Regions from separate parts of the Mus musculus genome. Here regions 1 and 3 are each linked to region 2. Evidence: chromatin loops called from intact Hi-C (ENCODE). Cell type or tissue: gastrocnemius. All regions are shown on one strand. Each heading gives the region's core, and the rest is flanking DNA. Links, peaks and the distances in the headings are about the cores only. Region 1 overlaps Tango6 (transport and golgi organization 6). Region 2 overlaps Chtf8 (CTF8, chromosome transmission fidelity factor 8). Region 3 overlaps Tango6 (transport and golgi organization 6).

Region 1 (7,890 bases), core at 1,073-6,072, 200 kb before region 2:
GAAAGTGGTCTTGCCCAATGAACCATCCTTCCGGCTTCCACATTAAAAGGAAAAAGAAAAAAAGATTATTTTATTTTTTTAATAATATGTATGTGTGGGTATGTATGTGTGAGTGAAGTTATCCAGAGAAACCAGAAGTGTCAGATCTCCCTGGAGCTGGAGTTATGGGCAGTTGAGGCATCTGACATGGGTACTGGGAACTGAGCTTGTACCTTCTGTCTTTTAACTTACTAATGGAGAGATCCCTTGTTCAGCATTTGGCAGTCGTAGCTATTGGGTTGGTTTAGTTTTGATTTGTTTTTTCCCCCAGTTTTGAGATAGGGTCTCATGTACCCCACATAATGAAGGGTAATCTTGAATTTCTGTACCATATAATGAACTTAAATTTCTGATTCTTTTACCTCAGTCACCTGAATGCTGGGATTACAGGCCTGCAGTGTCACACTGGTTTATGTAGTACTGGGGCATCAAACCGAGGGCATCTTGCCTGCTGGGCAATTAGTCTACCAGCTGAACTACATCCACACCACTGTTTCCAAACACTCTTGTTTGGAAGGGGAAAAAAAATAGTATGCTAAAATTCTTCGTTTTTAAAGAAGGTTTATGCTATATTTATTTATGTGTATGCGTGTGGGTGCCCATGGAGACCAGAAGAGGGCACTAAATCCTTTGGAAATGGAGTTATATGAGGTTGTGAACCCTTTTATGTGGGCGCTGGGAACTAGATTCTGGTTCTGTGAGAGGGCGCTAAGTGCTCTCTGCTGCTGAGCCATCTCTCCAGCCCCCTAAATTATTCTATGTTGTGTATGTAGACTATTGTGTACTGCATGGATCTGGATGTGGCTTTTTTGTTCTTTTCTGTCTTTTTTCTTTTCATTTTTCTTTTTTTTTTTTGGTATGACTTTTTAAAGAGAACGTTTCATGTTATAGCCCAGGCTGCCCTGGAACTCTCTGTGTAGTGCAGGCTGGACTCAAACTAATGGCAATAACTGCCTCAGTCTCCTGAGTAACTCGGTTACAGGTGTCAGTCTCCTGCGTAACGGGGTTACAGGTGTGCACCACCAAGCTGGCTGTTTCGTTCTTTTGTTTTGGTGTTGGGGATCAAACACCAGGTCTGTGCTTGCATATGCTGTATCAGGTTTAGTTTACTCCTGCAGTGTGTGTGTGTGTGTGTGTGTGTGTGTGTGTGTGTGTGTGTGTGTGTTTGGGATAGGGTGTAGCTCTGTGCCCTTGACACCTGCTTTATAGAACAGGCTAGCCTCAGATTTTGGGGATTTGCTTGCCTCTACCTCCCAAGTTCTCAAGTTTGAGTGCCTGTACTGGTCATCTGGATCTTTTTTGGTGAGGGTAGACCCCCTCTATCCCCGGGTTTGGGTCAGGGTCTTACTCTTTAGCTAAAGCTAGTCTAGAATTTACTGTGGAGACTAGGCTGGCCTTGCAGCAGTCTTTGTGCCTCATTGTCCTGAGTGCTGCGTTAACAGATGTCACCACTATGACTTCCTGTAGTAACATTTTAAAGGAGAAATAACTGGTAAAGTGCGGCATTGCTTTATATGTTTAATATATGTTTAATCTCTTTTTTGTGTGTGATGCTGCAGATCAAACTGACATATGTACCTGTGTACATCCCCAGCCCTGGCTCACAGTTACTGTACTAGTCAGTCAGTCAGTCAGTCAGTCAGTCAGTCTATTTATCTGTCAACTTGACACGACCTAGGGTCATTCGCTAAGAGGGACTCTCAGTTGAGAAAATGCCTCCATCAGATTGGCCTGTAGTCGAGTCAGCGGTGCATTTTCTTCTTTATGATTGATGTGGGAACGCCCAACACACTGTGGGCAGTGCCTGGGCAGGTGGTCCAGGGTTGTATAAAAAGGAAGGGAAGCAGCCATGGGTCACAAGCCAGGAAGCAGCATTTCTCGTGGTCTCTGCTTCAGGTCCTGCCACAGCATCCCTAGATGCCGTAAGCCAGAGAAACCCTGTCCTCCCCAAGCTGCTTTTGGTCTTGGTGTTTGTCAAAGCAGTCGGTGCAAACTAGCGCGGTTATTGGGGAATTGTTTTCTCCTTGCAGACTTCTTGACATGGGTCCTTCATGCCACATTTTGAGAACTGCTACTTTAGCTTCAGTGTTGGCGTATTTATTGTTTTATTGTGGTCTAATCCCTCTACCAGCAGGTAGGAGAGCGAGGAGGTTAGAGGGGAGGGGTGTAAACCTTTATAGGCTGCTTCCTGCTGGTTAGGGCTGTTGGGTTCCTTGGGCAAGTCCGGTCTTCAGTGTCATATCTCTAATTTCTGTCAAACTGCAACAGTATCTAGGAAAAGTGAGGGTGGGGGAGGGGAGCAGCAGCCACCTTCTTCTTCACCTCCCACCAGTCCTGGGGCTCTGGTATTTATACTTTCTCCAGAATCCCCAGAACTAAACCATCTGCAGCTGACAAAGATCATGCCCCCTCCTAGAGCATTGAGACAGTCACAATTAACGGCTGTAGACAAACTGAAGCAGTCCCATATCCCACACCAGGGATTAAACAAAAAAATATATTCATATAACATAACCGAAATCAAAATTCTCAGAACTCACCAGACATGGTGCCTCTAATCCCAGCACTCAGGAAGCAGAGACCAGTCTGGACTTGAAACAGCAAGACCGTGTTTCAAAGCTAAGCTGGTGCTGGGGGGACGGATGTGGGGTTTGCTGCTGAAGAAAAAGAGGAGCCAAGCCAGGTGGCCCATGCCTTTAATTTCAGCACTCTGGTGGTAGATGGGGGTGGATCTCTGTGAGTTCAAGGCCAGTCTGGTGCTCAGAGCAGTTCCAGGGCAGCCAGGGCTACACAGAGAAACCCTGTCTCAAAACAAACAAACAAACAAACAAACAAACAAACAAAAACCAAAATAAACAAAAACAAAAAACCAAAGAACCCACCAAAACAAAAACAAACACCCCAACCCCCATCAACCAAACAAACCCCTCCCCAAAAAAAGGGAAGGAAAAAAAGAAGCGAACATTTTGAGGTATTTTATTTCATCATATGGCCAGTAGAGGGCAGTGAAGACTGCAGTATCACAGGTCTCCAGCACTGCACTAAGCTCTTGCTTTAATCACTGTCTGTTTGGCCACGGAAATGGGATAAAATCACAGGGAGTCGTGTAGAGTCGTGTGTGTGTGTGTGTGTGTGTGTGTGTGTGTGTGTGTGTGTGTGTGTTTTGTTGAAATGGGATAAAATCACAGGGAGTCGTGTAGAGTCGTGTGTGTGTGTGTGTGTGTGTGTGTGTGTGTGTGTTTTGTTGCTGTTTTTAAACTACCCCAGGATGGCCTGACACTCATCATCTCCCTGCCTCTGCTTTCCAAATGCTCTGATACACTTGATTACATCTTGTGGTTTAGAGAGAAAGAGGAAATTGAGAAAATTTCCATATGCCTGCTTCATTACCCACCTGAATCCCAGGTCTGTTATTAGTAATATGTTTTAATGTGGTGAAGAATGTTCACACATGGTCATTAACCCAAATCTATGGCTTACATTAGGTCAGTCTTCCTGGTGTACAGTTTGGGTAAATTAGATTGAAATTTTTTATTTCATTACTACTGTGTGCGGGTGTATGGTCATGTTGGCATGGGCACATACATGCCACCACCACATGCGTGTGAGGTCAGAAGACAATTTGCAGGAGTCGTTCTCCGCCACGTGGCTTCTGTGGAAGGAGCTCAGTTTGTTTTCTCCCGCTGACCCACCTTGCCAGCTATAGCTGTGTGTCTTAAGGCTTGGGTTAGAAGCAGTGTTCAGTGGCAGAACTGTTACCTAGCATGTGCCAGGCCCTGGATTCGATCCTCAGCACCTCACGAATGACTCCCCCACAAAGAGAATATTTGATCTGCCTAACAGGCTTATAGTTAGCACCTCCAGTTTTTCCCTTCTTCACTGGCTGGAGTGGGCAGTATGCTCCACACAGAAGAAAGTATCATTTGTTTTCTTTGCTTGTTTTTCCCCCCCTCTCCCTTCAAAAGGATCAGGCTCAAGTTCACTACAGAACACAAAGCACGATGTCCTGCTGCAGACTCTAAAATCTAACCTGTCTGCGTTGGAGGCCAAGTTTCTGAAGGATGCTCAGTGGAAGAAACTCAAAGCCCTAAGAGATGAACTTGCTGATAAGGCTGAATGGCCGCAGAGCTCCGAGGATATCACTTGGAGTTTCACCTCTCAAACCTTGTTGCTGCTGCTGTGTCTGAAGGAAGTCCTGGCCCGCCTCGTAGCTGATTTCAATCCTGGCAAACCTAACCCCAGGACTCCAGAAGCCGCCCCTGCCCTCAGTCCAGATACACTCAGCGTCTCCCAACAGAAGACCTTCCAGTCTGTTCTGCAGTTTGTAGTCACCTTGGGCGTCTGCCCCTACCTCATTCCTGGCGTGGGAGTCCCTCTGAGAGACAGGACTGAGTTTGGAGCTGTTGTTCAGGATGTTGTACGTCTGGAGGCTGCCCCCCATGCCACCCGGAGACTGTACATCTGCTGCAGGGTCCTTCTCGACCTGGCGCAGCATGCATCTCTGGGGAGCTTGATTTTTTGCCGCCATTTTGGGGATATTGCAGCAGGTCTGTGCCAGCTGGGATTCTGCCCAACCAAAAGAAAACCACCAGGACCTGTGGAAGAGGTAAATGTACGGCGTGGGTGGGGGTGGGTGGGGGGAATATGAATGCTGGGGTGTATTTTTGTGTCAGGTTTCGAAAGGCATTTCTTATTCTTTAGAAATGAGCTGATTGAGGGCTGGTGAGATGGCTCAGCGGTTAAGAGCACTGACTGCTCTTCCAGAGGTCCTGAGTTCAAATCTCAGCAATCACATGGTGGCTCATGACCATCTGCACAGCTACAGTGTACTCATATGCATAAAATAAATAAATAAATCTTAAAAAAAAGAAATGAGCTAATTGAAAGATATAGAATTTCTGTCTAGCTGGGCGTGGTGGCACACGCCTTTAATCCCAGCACTCGGGAGGCAGAGGCAGGTGGATCTCTGAGTTCGAGGCCAGCCTGGTCTACAAAGTGAGTTCCAGGACAGCCAGGGCTATACAGAGAAACCCTGTCTCAAAAAACCAAAAAAAAAAAAAAAAAGAGAGAGAGAATTTCTGTCTAATGCCAAGCACACCCAGAGTTGTAACCTGTAGTCTTTTGGGAGAAGGGGTATGGAGGCTCCATTCTTTGGGGGCTAGCCTTCTGCACACTTTGAGAGCTGTCATGTAACTGTTTCATCCGTCTGTATCATTCTGTGGGACAGCTATTTTAGGCTGTTTCTTGGAACTTCTATTCTCCCTGCCCCCTCGTTTGGTTTTGTTTTGTTTTATCGAGACAGGGTTTCTCTGTGTAGCTGTGGTTATCCTGGAACTCAATCTATAGACCAGGCTGGTCTTGAACTCATAGAGATCCGCCTGTCTCTGCCTCCCAAGTTCTGGGATCAAAGGTGTGCACCACCCGACTTGTTTCCGTTTTTATTTAACTTATTTTTTAATTTATGTGTATGATGTGACTCTGTGAGTGTATATGCCTATGTGTGCAGATGGCCTTGGATCCTTTAGGAACTGGAATTATAGGTTACTGGGTATGGGTGCTGGAAACCAAATTTAGGCTCTCTAGAGAAGAGCAGCAAGAGCTCTTTATAGTTATCTCTCCAGTCCTTTATAAAGTGAATATAATAATATAAGCCTTAGAAGATGGTGGACAGGATAATGATGAAGTGCTTTAAGTACCTAAACCAGTTCCCCCTAGTGCTAATTCAGAAAACTATTAGAGTCGTGCCTTCTTTCTCAGGTGGTCAATGATAAAGGGTGAGCAGCTCAGTCCCTGCTTATTGTATTGGATGTTGGGGAGGGGGTGTCTGCGCTCATACCACCTGAATGCACTGGATCTTATGTGCTAGTTGGAGGCTAAGCAAGGTTGCGCCTGGTTAATACTTGGATGGGGGGTACTGGAGGAACGAGCCTATTCCTTGCTGTCACTCAGTCAGTGCGCAGCTGAGTAGCAGTTGGTATCTGGAGCACAGAATTTGTGTGGAGGATACAGGAGCGTGAGACATTGTCCTAGTTAGCTACAGCTGACAACTTGAAGCAGCCCACTGTCATTTAAGGATGTCTCAACTCAAGGATTGCCCAGGTAAGCTTGGCCCCTGGTGACATCTGTGGGTGAGGGATTGTCTTCATTAACAGTTGATGTGGGAGGGCCCGCCCCACCCACTGTGGGTTGTACCATCCTTGGGCAGGTGGTCCCAGGCAGTATACAAAAGCTAGCGAGCAGAGACCTCTGTGGTAAACACAGTCCTCCTCTGTGGTAAACACAGTCCTCTGTGGTAAACACAGTCCTCTGTGGTATCTGCTTTAGCTCTCCTGCCCTGCCCTCCCTCAATAATGGACTGTGACCTGGAAGTGTAAGCCAAATAAACCCCTTTCTCCTCAACTTGTTTTTGGTCAGTGTTTTGTCCCAGTAACAGAAAGCAAACCAGAATAGACATATTCTTGCTCTTCATATAACTCAAGCTCACACAGTAATTGAGGAGTTAAGATTTATAAATGAGACTCCATTGTGTCTCTAATTTGTGGGCCAGGCTCAGAAGGTAGCCAGAGAAGCTGCTATTAAAATATAAATGGGTCAGGAGTCATCAGCCCTGGCTCACTCCTCCCTGTTCACTGCCCACCCTTGTTCTTACTCCTTTGTGTTCCTTAAAATAACCCTCCTCCTCCTCCTCTTCTTCCTCCTCCTCTTCCTCTTCTTCCTCCTCCTCTTCTCCCTCCTCCTCCTCCTCCTTCTTCTTCTCCTTCTTCTTCTTTTTCTTCTTCTTTTTGACAGGGTTTCTCTGTGTAGCCCTGGCTGTCCTGGAACTCACTCTGTAGACCAGGCTGGCCTCGAACTCAGAAATCCTCCTGCCTCTGCCTCCCAAGTGCTGGATTAAAGGCGCACTCTGGTCTACAGAGTGAGTGCCAGGACAGCCAGGGCTGCACAGAGAAACCCTGTCTCGAAAAACCAAAAGAAAAAAGGAAAAGGAAAAGGAAAAGGAAAAGAGTACCCAAAGTAACTTGCATCCTCTTTGAGAGTCAAGTTCTGAATTCATGAAAAAACAAACAAACAAACAATAAAAAATAAAAAACCATCATCAGAGCAAGAGATGAAAAGTCAAAATATGGGAGTGATGGTAGGTAGGTGATGGCTCAGTGGGTAAAGATGTTTACCATGCACCCCTGGTGACCTGAGTTTAATCCCCAGAGCCCACATAAATATACAGTTCCACAGTGAAGTAAAAACATCACCACTGTTGCTCATAAAGACAAAGGTGGAGGGGGCTGCAGAGATGGCTCAGAGATTGAGAGCACTAGCTGCTCTTCCAGAGGTCCTGAGTTCAATTCCCAGCAACCACATGGTGGCTCACAACCATCTGTAATGAGATCTGGTGCCCTCTTCTGGTGTGCATGCATATATGCAGGCAGGACACTGTACATAATACATAAATAAATTGATTTAAAAACAAAGGGCAAAGGTGGAGAAGAGATCTCTTAAATAAAGATGGAGCTCTCCCAGTGCCCTCTAGTCAGAGATACTTACTGCTCATCCAGTCTTAGGAGCCCTGGAAAACTGTGGTGCCTGCGGTCTCCCCCACGGCAGGGGATCCACCTCTGCCCTGTCTCACTCCCACGGAGAGAAGAGGAGCATCCAAGCGGCACTCACTCACTGGACAGTGAGCGGGTATATCCCACCATCATCAGCAAGGAAATCACAGCTCCTGCCCAGAATGGAGGATCGAGGGATGGAGGGAGGGCCATGAGTGTTCACAAAGAAGGAAATAAGAGGAAGCCTTCCTCCTCTCCACTCTCAAGCTGTGCTAAAACATTACCTTCCATTCTCTGCTTGGTCTGT
Region 2 (7,890 bases), core at 1,249-6,248:
AGCACAGAGGCTTCCGGAAGGCCAGAGAGCCTTTTCCTTGAGGCCAGGATCACCCCATCTGCCATAGTCCATGGCTCACAAATAACATTTTGCCTTTAGTCAAGAAAAAAGCAGAGGAAAAAGAAGGTTCATTTGAACTCGAGCCCCAGCTATGTTCTTCAGACTGTACTTCCATATCTACTCTTTTATCTAAGAGACAGCCCCAGCTCAGAACCACAGTGCTTAAATAACAAAAGTGGCCCTGGAAGAAAAATGGTATTTAAGGGGGTAACATTCCATTTGGGTACATTGCAGCCATTGGACCCCCTGGCCTGGGGAAAGCAGCTGGATTTGAGCCAGGGAGGCTGCCTACCCTAGGAAATGGGACCAAAGTCTTACCTACAGGGCCATTCATCCTTGGAAAGGAAGCTGGGTTAAGGCCCAGGGTCCCCGTTGGTCTTGCAAAAGGAGCTGGGTTGATACCCACAGGGCCTGCTGGAGAAGAGCCCAGGTGCCCCGCAGCTGACCTGGGGAAAGCAACTTGACCTGGGCCTAATGGACCAGCAGACCTTGGGAAGGCAGCTGGACTTGGACCCTGCAGGCCAGTGGCCCTTGGAAAGTTAGCTGGGTTGGGGCCTAGTGGCCCAGAGGCTCTTGGGAAAACTGCTTGATTTGAGCCCTGGAGGCCAGCAGACCTCTGAAAGGTGCCTGGATTTGAGGCCAATGTGCCAGAAGACTGAGAGAAGGCATTTGGGTTCAGTCCTCCTGATCCTGTCCCCCTTGGAAAGACTCCAGCATTTACCCCCATGGGGCCACCTGGTCTTGAGAAATGAGCTGAATTAGGACCCATGGGGCCAGGAGCCCTTGACATGGGAGAGGGATTTGGCCCTGGAAGGCCAAGTCCTCGAGAGCTAGGACCTGTGTTTGGACCTATGGGGCCAGGTACTCTTGTCATGGTGGGCGGGTTTGTGCCCATGTTTCCAGAAGCCTGGGAAAAAGAAACTGAATTTGTCCCTAAAAGACCTGCTGCCCTCAGGATGGGGGCAAGATCTAAGCCTTGAGGTCCAGCCATTCTTAAGTTAAGACCAGATCCTGTACCTAAGAGGCCACCTGCTCTGTTGTCCAGATTTGGGCCTGGGCCTAGGCCACCAGCTCTTGGGTTGGGCCCAAGACCTGGTCCTAAGCCACATGCTCGTGGGTTGGGACCCAGGCCTGGGCCTGGAAACATACCCGACCTAGGGGCCGGGTTTGTACCTAAAAAGCTTGATCTCAGATTTGGACTTGGTCCAGGACCCAGGCCAACTGGCCTAGGATTGGGAGGACCAGTCCCAGAGGACAAAACACCTGCCCTCATGTTGGGTCCACATCCAGGGACCATGGGGCCACCACTTCTAGGGTCAGGACTTGCTCCCAGAAGTCCGCCTGCCCTTGGGTTGGCCATAGGACCAGGTCCAGGAAGCCCTCCTAATCTGGGGTTAGACATAGGCCCTGGGCCTGGAAGAGCCCCTGTTCTAGGGTTTAAACCTGGTCCTGGTCCTGGTCCCAACAGGCCTCCTGGCCTTGGGAAGGAAACTGCACCTGTGCCAGTGGGATTCATCCCTCTTGGGAAAGAAGTCATGCCTGGGTCGCGAGCACCAGCAGCAAAGTGTGCTGGGTTTGACGCCAAAGAGCCTGATGGATTCTGAAAAGGAGCTGCATTCCTTGGAAATGGAGCCAGGTTTCCACCAAGAGAACCTGCTGCCATAAGGAAAGGATCTGAGTTCACACCCATTGGGTGGCCTGCGTTCATAACAGGCCCTCCGTCCAGCCGTCCTCGAGGTGGCAATGGAGCACGAGTCCAAGGAGTTGGTCGCTCTCTAGGGAAAATCCGGGGTTCTTTCATACTTTCTTGGGGACGTTGGTGATAATAGGCTTGGGGCGAGTTTTGAAAAGGATCTTGTTTTTGATGAGTGCTGTCACCAAGTACTGGGTGCCAGTCCCTCGACCGGGCTCATCACAGTCCTGCTTCCCAGGAGTGTGTTTGACAAGGACTGCAAAAGGTTTCTCCAGGTGGATGGTTTTCCCATACAGGATATGATGGCCCACGATCAGCACAGGGATTCCCTTTGGCAGAACAGAAGGAGATGCCTAAGGTTGAGGGCAAGGCCGTTCCTTTCAGGGGCCTTTTAAAGCTGCTCTTGCAGCAATGCTGGCACCTCCAGCCCCTGGTCTGGCTCTATCACTGTTAAAAAACCACATTGGCAATCCACCCTTGTGCCCTTTCATTCTTTGCAGCCCCACGTAAACAGCATTTCTACTTTTAGGACTCTAGCAGATTCCCAACGGCTCCATTCCTCTGCTACTCCAGAAGGTGGGGACAGCAAGCAGCTAGCTCTACAGACTGGCTAACCTGGAGCAACAAACCCGAGGACAGTCCTCACGCTGGGTCCTGGGAGCACCACCTTGGTGGAGCTTGCTTTACTGAGGCATAAGGCAGGGAAAGAAAAGCCCCCTCACCTCAGTGGTGTAATGTAGGTCTCCCAGGAGGTTTCCAGCTAATCCGGTGCTGTAGCGAGCCTCGATCTCCCCCTGTAGCTCCATCAGCACCCATTCTGCCAGGCCTTCAGCCCCCGTACTGAAAGTAAAGGGCTGGCGGTTACAATATTTTTGAGCGGTGAAGGATGAGTAGTGTCCTACACCTACACCACCATTAGAAGCCCAAAGGAACTCTGTTGAATACAAGTTCTCGGGAAACTGGGCAGTACTGAGAACTGAAATATAGATTGTAATGCAAGAATGTATAGAAGATGTACCTGAGGACCCTAATTCCTTCAGAAGAATGTAAAACCAGTATAGCCCTTAACACTCAAGCTAAGTAAAATCTTAAAATGTACTCACCTGGAAATAACAATTTGCACCATGAGCCTTCCTTCTTTAAAAATGCAACTGAAAAACTAGAGGGGGGGAAAAAAACCTTTTAGGATAGCAATAATTATAAATAATTATATTTATCACTTAATTGTATGATAGGCACTTTCCCCACTTTCAGACAGGTCTCTAGTGCACGCTACCCTTGAACTCCCTATGGCTGAGGCTGACCTTTAACTTCGGATTCTCCTGCCAGTCTCACAAATGCTAGGTCAGCATTCTGCCAACTGAGTTTTACACTTCCAGCCCAATGTGTGGCAGGAACTTAGAATTCTAAGTGCTTTTAAACATGTTACTCTATTGCTCTAGCAATGTCAAAAGGGTTAGGCTTTCTTGCTGTTTCTGAACATATAGATTACAGTTGTTAATGACAATCATTGGACTGGTGATCCACTCAGGTGTATTACAACAAATGGTAAGGCAATTTTTTTTTTTTTTTTTGAGACAGGGTTTCTTTCACTATGTAACTCTGGTGATCCTGAAACTGTGTAGACCAGACTAACCTTGACTCATAGAGATCCATCTGCCTCCCCAGTTGTGTGTTTAAAGGATTGTGCCACGTGCCTAGTAGTAAGCTGATTTCTAATGTAACTCAGCTACAGACTACCTTTCACTTAGCTGAGGGAGGGAGTTCCTGTATCTTCACATTATACAACAGCGCCACCAGGTGGCAATTTGGAGCACCCTAAAAGCCTGCTGCTAGCTGGCTTCATTTTCCCTTGTACCTGCCATTAACAGAGATTGAATTGGGGAATCAAAGCTACAGTGTTTGGTTGTCTCTTGAATGAGACAATATATAGTGTTACCAGTCATGGTACAAAAAGCCAACAGATTTTATAATTGTACTCAAAACGCAGAAAAAATATTAATCAGGATTTTTTTTCTGGCCTGGGGCTTGGTATAGCATATTCTTAACCTCAGCTTCTAGAGAGCTAGGTCGACAAGGGGCAGCTGCCATTTGAGGGGTTTCTTTACTGGTTCTTGTCGCTTTGGACCTCCAGTAGGCTTATATCATGACAGAACCTCTTTCCAGAGCACCAAACACACTGGGTCAGCAGTTAACATATTTTAAATGTTTACTATGGACTACATGCTATGCACATGTGTACATGGTATCTCAACCAACACAGCAACTCTAATGATAACCATTTATTCCTATTTTGCATTTGAGGCTACTGGGTCATATACAAATAAAAATCATGTATTCATATGTGGTACACACTCAACTAGAGTATAGAGAGCAAAGACAAGAAACTAGCCCATCTAGTTACTTAAAAGTCACTACTTAATTTTCCCTTCCTAAAGGACAGAACCAGGTATCAGCAAGAATGAAGAGGAATCAGGAGAGCGTGCAGCCAGGAACATGTGTAAGTGCTGTTCACATCAGCACAAGGGCACCAACACTAGATCTGTGAGCTAGTGAGTCTCTGTACCCAAAGAGGCTGTGGCCCTACCGAGAAAAGGCAAAGATCTTTGTGCTTATAAGACCCTTTGCAGAACTTAACTTTTGAGACCAGGTCCATCTTTGAATTTCCAATCCCTCTGTTTTAATCTCATACACTGGATCAAAAGCACTGAGTCCTGCTGCCAGAGCATCTCCAAAGTGAATCAATCCAAATTCAAAAGGCTGAGTTCCGGTTCCAGCTTGTAAGGTGGAAAGCTACTGTATGATCACGCTCAGGTCACTAAATGACTAGGTCGCTGACACCTAGATGATGACTCACTAGTGTGATGACTAAATATAACTCATGCAAGACTTTAGACTCCTATTGAGAATAGCTAATATTTTAGATTGGGAAGTAAGCAATTCAGCATTTGACAGTCTAACTTTGATTATAATTCATAAAGATTGTAAAAGGCCAAGGCTGCACAGACCAAGTTCTTTCAAATAAGCTTTTGTTGACTGATACTGTGTATGATGTGTAAGCTGCAAAAAAAAAGTGGCCTAAAAAAAGCAATAAAGAATTCACATCTGTGAACATCATATTCTAAACATGGGGAAGAAGATAATACTCTACGTCCTGGATCCAGGAAGATGGCTCAGACATGCGAGTATGAACACCTGAGCTCCACTCTCCAGTGCCCATGAAGACACTAAACATACAGCACTAGCATCTGCAACCGCAGTGGCTTTCTGAGACAGGAGGCAAAGGAAAACTCCAAAGCCTGAAGGGTTGCAGTGGAACCAAGACTTTGTGTCTCAGGCAGAAGACAAGACTGATACTTACTGACCTCTACACATGCACATATGCTACACACACATACCAAAATACGCTTCCTGAAAATTTCAATTTTCCTGTGCTTTTTATCCACAGGAAATAGACAGTATGGCTGCCAAATTTTCTCAGTGAATTCTCTGCTTCCTGGACAGACTATCAGAATAAGAATTCACAATGAACTAAGAAAAGCAGACACCTGACCTCTGATTTGGGGTAGCACTTGCAAACCTACCCATGCAGGTTCAACTGAAAACATACATCTTTATATACAGCTGCAGGAAGCCTTGCCTGAGTTATTTCTATTGATCCTGGCAAACACCTAGCAATGCCTTGGAAACAGTAACTGTGTGGCTTACAGCCTGGCCATTCTGTTGCTGTACCCCATCAACCCTGTAAAATGTTTTATGCTAAATCAAATTAGGTGACTTACACGGATATAAAAGGAAATGTGTCAGTCTAGCTTAGAGACACCTGTATATCCATATGATTATACCTATGTGATCTCTCTGTGTGTGTGTGTGTGTGTGTGTGTGTGTGTGTGTGTGTGTGTGTATCTCAGGGCTTGAGATTTCCTGTAGCATCTATTACTCCTGTTCTTGCTCCTTGAGGTCACCAGAAAACTGTCCATGGGGCTAGCTTACATATTGATTTGAGAGCACAACCGACAGAGGTAACAGGAGTATGACCACGTGTCCCAATTAGCATACATTTTATTCAAAGGGTCTCAAAAGCCAGGTGTGGTGCTATGCATCTGTAATCCCTGCCCTTCAGGCTGAGGCAGGACAACTCAGGAAGACCCTGTCTCCAACAACAAAGGTGGGTGTGAGGGAAACTTAAAAAGAGGTGAAGCCTCGTACAAGCAGAACACCTACAATCTGAGAACATGTTTCCAAGTAGAAAAAAAATTTAAACATAATATTAGGCTGCTAGTATCAAATGTCAAGATTTCTCAGTTTTCGGGCTATTCATCTGCTAAATCAATGCAAAGATTCCAATATCTGAAGCACTTGTGTGAATTTCCAATGCTGTTTAAGAAGCCAAATTCTGGTAATAGTAACAAATAACAAAAATGTTACAATGAAAATTCTGTGTGGCATCAATTTCTGAGTCTTCAGTCTCACTTCATGCTAACACTAAGAATCGACCAGTTTCTAGGACTAAGATTTGCCTTGATTAGAAAGCAGCACAGTGTTACCAATACCAAAAGATTTCATCTCCATACTCTTTGGACTGCTTACTGGATTATCTCATCCCATCCTGACAACCAGCTCAAGTTAGGCATGGTTATCAAACTCCCTTTCAGGTAACAAGGCTTAGAAAAGCTGAAGGCTAAGCAATTGGTCGCATAGCTAATTAATAACCAGTAAAGCAGGATGTGACTTTAGCCATTCCACTGTGTGGTCTGCACACCAGCCCTCCTCATACACAACTTCTGAGATCCATCTACCTTGCAATTGCCCTCATTCTCCTGCAAATCTGAAAGAAGCCTTGTCCCTTGCAATGAAAGCAGCTAAAATCCAAGCTGATACATCAAAGTAGCTGATAAACTATTACCTTATCCATGTTTAGGCTTTAAAAGTCAAATTCAATGCCACCTTCAAGATTCAAAATTATACCCTAAACCCTCTCTCTACCCCTCATCAAGGAAAAAAAGAAGTCATGAAGACTGAGGACTTTTTTGCCGTGGGTTCACTTTAATCTCTGACCAAACCCAATTCTCATCCTCTGCTCTCTAAATCATTACATATTAAAGGATTACTAATGTCTTAGAGAACAGCCTGATCAGTGACCCTCATAATGGTAACTTCCCAAAATAAAATGTGGTGTAAGTATGGTATGTACCCAACCATACAAACAGAAAAACAAAGGACTGTGATTCAATGATTTAAATCTAATGACACAAAATCTTCTATGACTAAATCATGTTTTATAAATGTCCATTTTATTAGCCTGGTCTACAGACTGAATTCCAGGACTGCCAGGGATATACAGAGAAACCTGGTCTCAAAGGAAAAAAAATCCATTACAATGTATCTAAACACTTTGTGTGGTCTGCTAAAGATTAAACCAGTGAACAAGATAGACACTATCTCTACCTGTATTTTTGAATTTTGTCTGTTTTAAAGGGAATATGTTCTAATTCTTCAAAACTATACTTTAAAATTTTTCTTTAAAAAATTAGGATAAAGTGGCTTAACCATTTCATAGTAAAAAAAGTTAGCTGTTTCCTAGAATATGTCAAGTAGAACATCACTACCACCAAATTGGTAACTACTGTGAATGTTTACAATGGACAAAATAGGCTATAAAAACAGTAGGTCATCAAAGTCAACTTTATACAACTGGAGAACAATTCAAAGGCTTTAGGCAGGGTTTACTGAGATGCTTCAGGGCTTAAACTCTGGAAAGTCATTTCTCTAAATATGACAACTATTTCTCTATGTGCCTTTCTAGCAAACAACCAACCTTGTGAGTTTTATATATGACTGAATACAAATCATTTTTATTACCAGTGTCATGGTGGTTGTGTGACTGAAGGGGATGTTTGACCCAGTTTTCTAAGGAGAACTTGTCTCTTAATAGAGTTGTTACTAAGTCTAAACTACTTTAAATGAGACACTTGCTCCCCTCCAAAAAGGGGCTGTGGAGGGAAGGTAGAACTGAATGCTTCCGAACTTTTCATTAGTGAAGAATGTTTTCAAAACGTGTTTAGAGACTATGCATCCACGTGGTACGTTCCCATCACGTGGCAGGATTCCTCCACTGGAGGGAATCAATTACTGTT
Region 3 (7,890 bases), core at 1,992-6,991, 190 kb before region 2:
ACAGAAGTATTTGGATACCTTATGCTTTGATTGGAATCATTTGAGCTCAAGAAATTTAAACCAGAGCTGTTACTATAGTTCTCAGCATCTTTGTTTAGAAAACATTCTAATATATATTGTTGGCATTAAGATGGCTTATTTTTTCCTTAAGAGAGTTTTGATAACTTACCAGGCTGGTCTTGAGTTAGGCCTGTAGCCTAGACAAGCTTTGAATTTGGGAATCCTTCTGTTTTAACTTTTAAAATAGCTAGGATTATGGGCCTGTATCATTAGGTCAGCTTAGTTTTTCTCTCAAAAATAATTATTGGAGAGACTGGGTGTGGTGGTGCATGCCTTTAATCCCACCGCTTAGGAGGCAGAGGCAGGTGGATCTTTTGTGAGTAAGACTGTGGCTCAGTGGTGGGGGGCTTGCCTAGAACTCACAAGGCCCTGGGTTCACTTACCAACACTTAAAGGAGAGAGTAGGGGGAACATTGCACATGTACCTGCCCCCTCTGTGTGGAGTGTGTGGTGTATGTGTGAGATCAAACATGGTCCTTGCACATATTAAATACATGATGTACCACTGAGCTACATCTCCAGCACAAAAATGAAAAACAGTGTCTTCAAACCGTATGTTGCATTGATGCTCAGTTTATCCTTTCCCCTTTGATTATCAGCCCTGTACAGATGTGAAGACACAGCTAAGGTGTCGGGCCCAGGCCCCAGCATGGCTCCGCCGTCTATGTGGGCAGCTGCTCTCTGAGAGGTTGATGAGACCCAACGGCGTTCAGGCAGTAGTGCGGGGCATTCTGGAAGGAGCAGGTGGTAAGAAGTAACATGTTTCTGTTACTTTGGTATCGGTTTCCCTTTGGGTTAGAGTCAGAGGTAAATTGCTGCCCTTTGCCTTGAAATTTCACTGAAAGCTGGCGGTAGAGCTCAGCCTAGCCCTCTTACCTGGCATCTCTGAGGCCCTGCATTCTCAAAGGCATGCAGATGGCGGCTGCTCTAAGAATACGATGTTTCCAAGTCAGCTGTGTTGGCACATGCTCTGATCTCCCAACTCAGGGCTCTTGAGAGTTAGAGGTTAAACTGGGCTACATTCTACTAATGAGAAACAGTCTCAAAACAAAACAACATGGAACAAGGAAAAGGATCAGAAGAGATGGCTTAGTGGTTAAAAGCACTGGCTGTTCTTGTCCAGAACCTGGGTTCAGTTCCCAACACCCTCATGGTGGGGGTTCAAACCGTCTGTAACTCCAGTTCCAGAGGATCGTCTAGCCTTATCGGTGCATGTACATCATGCAAGCTAAACAATTATACAAATGATAGAAAATAAATAAATCTGTGAAAAATGAACTTCAGTTCATATTTCCTTCTGCCTAAACTTAAAAAAAAATGCTTCTTAGGGCTACTAGCAATGAATCCTTCTTTTCTCTATGTAACCCTAGATGGAACTCTTTATGTAGACCAGGCTGGTCTTAGTTTTGTGACATGTCTCACCACACCTGGCTTTTTTCCCCCTTTAGAGACAGCTTCCCAAGCACTGGGATTGGAGGCATGCACCACCACACCCAGCTCAGAGTTTTATTTTTTTTTCGGGGGAAATTTTTTTGGTGGGAGGTAGAAGAGATTAAGAGAGGGTATGGGGAGGACTTTGATAAAACAACATCTTATATATTTATGAAATTAAAATAGAATAAATAAAATATAAAAAATAGTGTTTCTAGCAGAGAAAAAGAAACATTTCTTATTCCAAATTTTAAGGCCACTCCATCACTTAGCACTTTTGTGAGGACTGTTGTGAGCCTTTGATGTCTCTTTCCATGTGACAGCGGGCGCGGCTGGTGGGAGCGATGCTGAGGCCACAGCTGCCGACTGGAGGAAGTGTGACTTGATTGCAAAGATCCTGGCCTCTTGTCCCCAGCAGTCCCTTTCCCCAGAGAGCTACTACAAGGACATCTGCCCGCAGGTAAGTCATCTTGTTACTGCTGATCCATCAAGTGTGTCTGCTCATTCACACACAGGGCAGCGAATGCTCCGAGACTGAAGCACAAGCAGTGTAGTTTTTCATTTCACTATTTAGTGGGCAGCCGTAGGCTAAGACTGGCTCAGAATTTGATGCACTACAGCCCAGATTGGGAGTGATGCTCCTGCTGTAGCGTCCCTAGTGCTGGGGTTACTAGTGGAAGGCGCTGTGCCTGGTGGGGCCAAACACCAGTCCTGCCACTTCCTCCTGCGTGCACGTGCATGTATATGCCCACACCATCCTGTGTCCTGGAGCTAAGGGTATTTGCTGGTCAGTTGTCAACATGACACAAACTAGAGTGACTTGAGAAGAAGAAGCCTCAGCTGAGGAACTGTCTCTCTCAGCCTGGCCTGTGTGCATCTGTGGGGCATTTTCTTACTAATGATTATTGTGGAAGGCCCAGCTCACTGTGGGCAGTGCCACCCGTGGTCATCAGCTGTATAAGAAGGCAAGCTGACAAGCCAGTCAGTAGCATTCCTCCTTCCTCCCTGATTTCTGTTTCAGTTCCTCCCTTGGCTTCCCATGAGGAAGGACTGTATAACCTGGAAACTATAATAAACCCTTTCCTTCCACAAGGTGCTCTTGGTCAGAGTGGCCTACCACTGTAACAGAAACCAAACTAGAACAAGGCAGTTGGGAGCTTCCTGGTGTGGGTGCTCTGGTCCTCTGCAAGAGCAGTCAGTGCTCTTGACTGCTGAGCCAGCTCTCCAGCCCCACGTCCTTCTTAATAATAAACACCTGTGGACGAATACAGCCTGATTGTTAGGTTTGAGAATGGCAGTGACTCACACTCCCAGAGTTGAGGACGTCAGGGCAGGTAGATCTCTTGAGTTTGGACTGTACTGTTGGGGGAAAAGCCTCATCAAAATTTCATCTGGTTGTCTCTTTTTTCCATGTTTTTAATTTTTAAATTAAAATGAGCTAAGTGTTAAATGAGTTAAGTTAACTTGGTAACAATTTAAAAAGAAAAAAAACTATACTGGAGGGTTGGTTGACTTAAGGGTGATTGCTACTCTTTTAGAGGTCTCAAGTTTGGTTGCCAGCACCCATCTTAGGCAACTCACATAACCCTGTAGCTCTCGTTCCAGAGAATCTGACATTCTCTGCTAGCCCCCAAGGGCATGCACGCACACACACACACACACACACACACACACACACACACTAAAAATAAATCTTGGCCAGGGATGCTGGCACACACTTATAATCCAAGCACTTGGGAGGAAGAGACAGATGGGTCTTTGAGTTTAAGTGGTATACATATATGTGAATCTCTGATCCTGGTAATCATAACAAGTTTCAGGCCAGGCAGAGTTATACAGTAAGACCCTGTCTCAAACTACCAGCTGCCTACGTCCCCCAAAGCAAAAAACAAAACTGCAAATTGCCACCATTAACCACCACCAATAGCTTGTATCCTTTGATGTTTGGTTGTTAAAACAGTTCTGTCAACTCAGTATTCAGTAGTCTCTCAGTGACTTTATAATTTTGGCTTAAATAAATGCTTTGGGAGGCTGGTGAGAAGGCGTAGCAGTTAAGAACACTGGTTGCTCTTCTATAGGACCCAGGTTTAATTTCCTGCTCCTACATAAGGACTTGCTCTCAGGAAGTCCAGTCTCAGAGCATCCATCACTCCTTCCTCGAGTCTGTGGCAAGGCATGCATATGGTGCCCATAGCACACATGCATGGGAAACACCTATAACACACATGCATGGGAAACAACCATGACACACATGCATGGGAAACACCCATGACACACATGCATGGGAAACACCCATAACACACATGCATGGGAAAAACCTATGACACACATGTATGTGAAACACCCATAACACATGCATGGGAAACACCTATGACACACATGTATGTGAAATACCCATAACACACATGCATGGGAAACACCCATACATATTTTATCGTTTATTTCTGTTGCTGTTGTTATTTTGCTTTTTTGAGACAGGGTTTCTCTGTGCAGCTCTGGCTGTCCTGGCACTCACTCTGTAGACCAGGCTGGCTTCAAACTTGCAGAGATCCCCCTGCCTCTGCTCCTGAGTGCTGGGATTAAAGGAGTATGTAACCCTGCTTGGTTCTCATACACATTTTAAAAAATTAAAAACTATCGTTTCCCCTTTTATTTACTGTTACTTTTTGTTGTAGATTCTGGACTTATTCCACCTTCAAGATAAATTGACAGCACGGCAGTTTCAGAGAGTGGCCACTACCACCTTCATAACTCTGTCCAGGGAGCGCCCAGAACTGGCAGCAAAGTATTTGCTTCAGCCCATGTTAGCACCTCTGCAGCGCTGTTTGAGCACAGCAGGTAAGGGAGCGAGCTGCAGTGTGCCTCCTTACCGTGCAGACTTAAAGGATTAAGTCTGGGGTCTTTCTATCCTCAGTTTTCCTTCTCCCTCCTAGCTTTATACTTGGAAAACTACTTCCCCCAAGTTCCAAGAGGAGAGCACTGAGTCCCTCGGACACACTTCCCCAGTTACCAACTGTTCCCATTTTGGTCCCGTTTGCTTCTCTCTGCACACATGAATGTAGTTTTTTCTGGAACGCTGAGAGTTGATTGTAGACGTGATGACACATCACTCCTAAATCCTTCAGCATAAATCCTCAAAGAAAGATGCCAGCTTCTGTCTTTTAAAAAAAACTTTAAAAACAACCGTCCAAATTTCAAAAAGAACCAGCCAGATAGCTCAGTGGGAAAGGTGCCTGCTGCCAAGCCTGAGGACTTGAGTTCAGTCCCCAGGACCCAGCTGGTAGAAGGCAAGAAGGAACTTCTGCAGGTTGTCCTCTGACCTCCTCACGTGGCTCGTGGCAGGCAGGTGAGCAGGTGCACAGGGGTGCACATACAAATGAGTCAATGTCGTTTTAACAGTTAGAGAAAGTCCATAGCATTTTGCCTGCATGTATGTCTGTGCACCACATGCATGCAGTGCCTGAGAAGGCCAGAAGAGGGCATCAGATCCCAGGAATTGGCATTAGGAATGGTTGGTAGCCACCAAGTGATTGTTGGAACAACCTTGGTTCTCTGCGAAAGCAGCAAGTTCTCTTTTCCACTGAGCCTTATCTCTAGCCCTAATTTTAGATTTTGGTGACAAAGTTATGCTATAGAGCAACAGAGCACAGAATGGCTTTGCGCTGAAGACAAAAGTGCTCTGTCTTAGAACTCATTTTTCCTGAACAAGAGTAACATCAGTAGCGTCAGAGGTTCTGTGAATATCACATGTAAGTGGCATGTCATACAGTGGTGACACTCATCTTCTGGTTCTACCTGCACTATATTACTAATAAAACCTTGCTTTATTAGTGTCTTCTATTCAGAAAAGTAATGAGTGGGGTTAATTTTATTTATTTTCCAAGAGATTCCAGAGAGTGACATGGTGCCAGGAGCTATTTTGGTGACTGAAGAGGAACTTAGTCGGTGTGTTGAAGATGTGTTTAAGGTTAGTAATTCAGGTCGCTGATGCTGCTAGTTAATGTTCATACTTGACGGCCTTTTGTTTTTGGAGGCTCTGGACTTTGAACACAGGCCTTCTGCTGGCAAGCACTGTACCACTGAACTGTGTCTGTAGCTTTGCCTCATAACCAGTACTTCCAGGATTTGAATGAATAGGGGCTAGATGGCTCAGCGGGTGAGAGCACAGAGGACCTGGGTCCGTTCTCAGCACCCACATCAGGTGCCTCTCAACTGCCTCCCTCCAGTCCCGGGGGATCTCATGCCTCTGGGCTACTCAGGCACCTGTACCTGCACACACCCACATATGCAGGTGTGCACACAAATACACATAATTAAAGAAGGAAAGAAGATAGTGGGTCTGACTAGCTGGCCCTGGAGGTAGACGCCTGTAATCCCTATGCTCAGGAGGATCATTGTAAAGCCAAAGCCAGCCTGTTTGCTATAGTGAGTTCTAGCTTCTAGGGCTTCACAGTGAGTACTGGCTGTCACCATCTCCTTTCCCTTCCCTACTGCTATGTCTCTATGTATTTTATTTATTTTAAAAAGATAACATGTTATGCTTCATCAGTGGACAGAGGTTTGGTTAGCTTATGAATGGCAACATTTAGCCACTTATTTCTGTAAAACGGAAAGGAAGGAGGAAGCTGTTGTCACTGGAAGCTGAGACTGTGGTAACCACCATATACTGCTCGTTTTTGTACCTTTTTACTGCTAACGTCTGTTGCATGATATACCACATTTCTGCTTGTTAGTTGGTACACATTTGGATGTATAGTACATTTTTTCTTTTAACAGCTTTACTGACATATGCATACAGTTTGTACATTCAGAAATATAAGTAGCAGTCAATGGCATTAAACTCAGATTTGTACACGCGTCACCATCATTAATATTAGAGCATTTCATTGCCTCAGAGAAACTCCCGGAACTGCTTAGCTCTCACTCCTGAATCCCTGCATCACCACTTCCCAGTCCTCTGGGCCTGGAGAGGGAACTGTTTGCCTGTATTCTGCCTCTAGATCCACCTGTTCTAGACATTGCCTGTAAATCATGGTGAACAGTCTGATCTTTGTGACTGGCTTTTTTCATTTGGTATGTTTTAGTGCCATTCTATATCATATCATAGCATGGATCTTTCTGACTACCGAATAATTCTTGATTGTATGAGTAGGCTGCATTTTTGCTTAGCCACTCCTCAGCTTTTATGACTAGTGCTGCTTTGGACAGTTCATGTACACATTTCCGTATGTGCTGTGGTTAGGCTGTGGTTTGAGAGGATCCCCCAGGGTTTCCTGTGGTGGAAGCTTTCTCTTTAGTGTGGCAATATTTGGGAGGTGTTATGGAATCCTTAAGAGATTGTGCCTAGAGCCAGGCAGTGGTGGCACACGCCTTTAATCCTAGCACTTGGGAGGCAGAGGCAGGTAGATCTCAGAGTTTGAGGCCAGCCTGGTTTACAGAGTGAGTTCCAGGACAGCCAGGGCTGCACAAAGAAACCCTGTCTCGAAAAACCTAAAAAAAAGAGATTGTGCCTAAGTGTGAGTGGTGGCACATGATTATACCCTGGCATTTGGGAAGCTGACGCAGGAGGATTAGAAGTTCCAAGTCATCCTCAGCTGTGTAGTGAGTTAGAGGCCAGCCCGGGTACATGGGACCCTATTTTAAGAGATAGAGAGGGAGGGAACACATGCACACACACACACACACATATATATATATACATAGACATATACACACACACTCACACATATACACACACACTCACACACGCACACACACGAAAGAGAGAGAGAGAGAGAAAGAGAAAGCTTGAATGTAATGAAAGGCAGATGGGTAAACTGAGGCACAGAGAGAGAGAGAAAGAGAGAGAAAGCTTGAATGTAATGAAAGGCAGATGGGTAAACTGAGGCACCGCTCTCAGAAGGTATTGATGGAGTTCTATGGAACCCTGGCTAGCTCTTAGAGAGGGTTGTTAGGAAAGAATAGGCTGTGCCCTCCCTGGTGATCTCCCAGTCACATGTCCTCTGTTGTTCCACTGTGTGCCTTACCCCATGGAGCTCTGCCCCCCTCTCCTCGGGGCCAGCACAATGCTGTTGGGACCTTCAGTTTCCAAAAGTGATTGCTCAGAACAAAACAAGACCAGAGAGAGGGCTCAGCCGTTAAGAGCACTGCCTGCTCTTCCAAGGGACGTGGCTTTGATTTCCAGCATCCACATGGTGGTTCATGACCATCTGTAACTCTATTTCAGTGGATCTCAACCTACCAGTCACAGTCCCTTTGGGGTTGAACTACCCTTCCACAGGGTCACCTAAGACCCTTGGAAAATACAGGTACTTACATTATGTTTCATAACAGTGGAAAAATTATAGTTATGAAGTAGCAACAAAAATAATTTTATGCTTGGGAGTCACACAGCATAGG

The links. A loop is a pair of places that touch in the nucleus more often than their neighbours do. Peaks named below come from ENCODE experiments on the same cell type or tissue, not always from the same donor. Only the 100,000 strongest peaks of a DNase experiment are listed, where the experiment ranks them.
Region 1: a loop joins it to region 2, with 6 times the contacts of the local background. A loop is called at or near these places in 26 of 42 quality-filtered maps.
Region 3: a loop joins it to region 2, with 7 times the contacts of the local background. A loop is called at or near these places in 27 of 42 quality-filtered maps.

Annotation. Positions count from the first base shown.
Region 1 is chr8:106,684,648-106,692,537 of GRCm38, forward strand. Tango6 (transport and golgi organization 6) reads left to right here. Exons shown (of 18, transcript NM_173037.1): 2 at 4,005-4,645. Among named protein-coding and RNA genes, the nearest start is that of Tango6, 5.5 kb to the left of the region's middle. In gastrocnemius, for the core only: a CTCF peak has its summit at 3,038 (motif pointing right); a DNase peak (open chromatin) is centred at 2,697.
Region 2 is chr8:106,884,445-106,892,334 of GRCm38, forward strand. Chtf8 (CTF8, chromosome transmission fidelity factor 8) reads right to left here. Exons shown (of 4, transcript NM_145412.4): 2 at 2,857-2,912; 3 at 2,476-2,593; 4 at 1-2,082. The coding sequence starts at 2,879. The coding sequence ends at 1,858. It overlaps Derpc (DERPC proline and glycine rich nuclear protein), which reads right to left. Exons shown (of 3, transcript NM_001378379.1): 2 at 2,857-2,912; 3 at 1-2,082. The coding sequence starts at 1,861. The coding sequence ends at 260. Among named protein-coding and RNA genes, the nearest start is that of Chtf8, 5.2 kb to the right of the region's middle. RefSeq lists an enhancer at 7,820-7,866 and cis regulatory regions at 7,831-7,837, 7,849-7,856. In gastrocnemius, for the core only: a CTCF peak has its summit at 3,563; DNase peaks (open chromatin) are centred at 1,269 and 3,548; H3K27ac peaks cover 1,611 bases.
Region 3 is chr8:106,694,790-106,702,679 of GRCm38, forward strand. It overlaps Tango6 (transport and golgi organization 6), which reads left to right. Exons shown (of 18, transcript NM_173037.1): 4 at 660-807; 5 at 1,815-1,951; 6 at 4,167-4,329; 7 at 5,376-5,458. Among named protein-coding and RNA genes, the nearest start is that of Tango6, 16 kb to the left of the region's middle. In gastrocnemius, for the core only: a CTCF peak has its summit at 4,951 (motif pointing right); a DNase peak (open chromatin) is centred at 4,962; H3K27ac peaks cover 766 bases.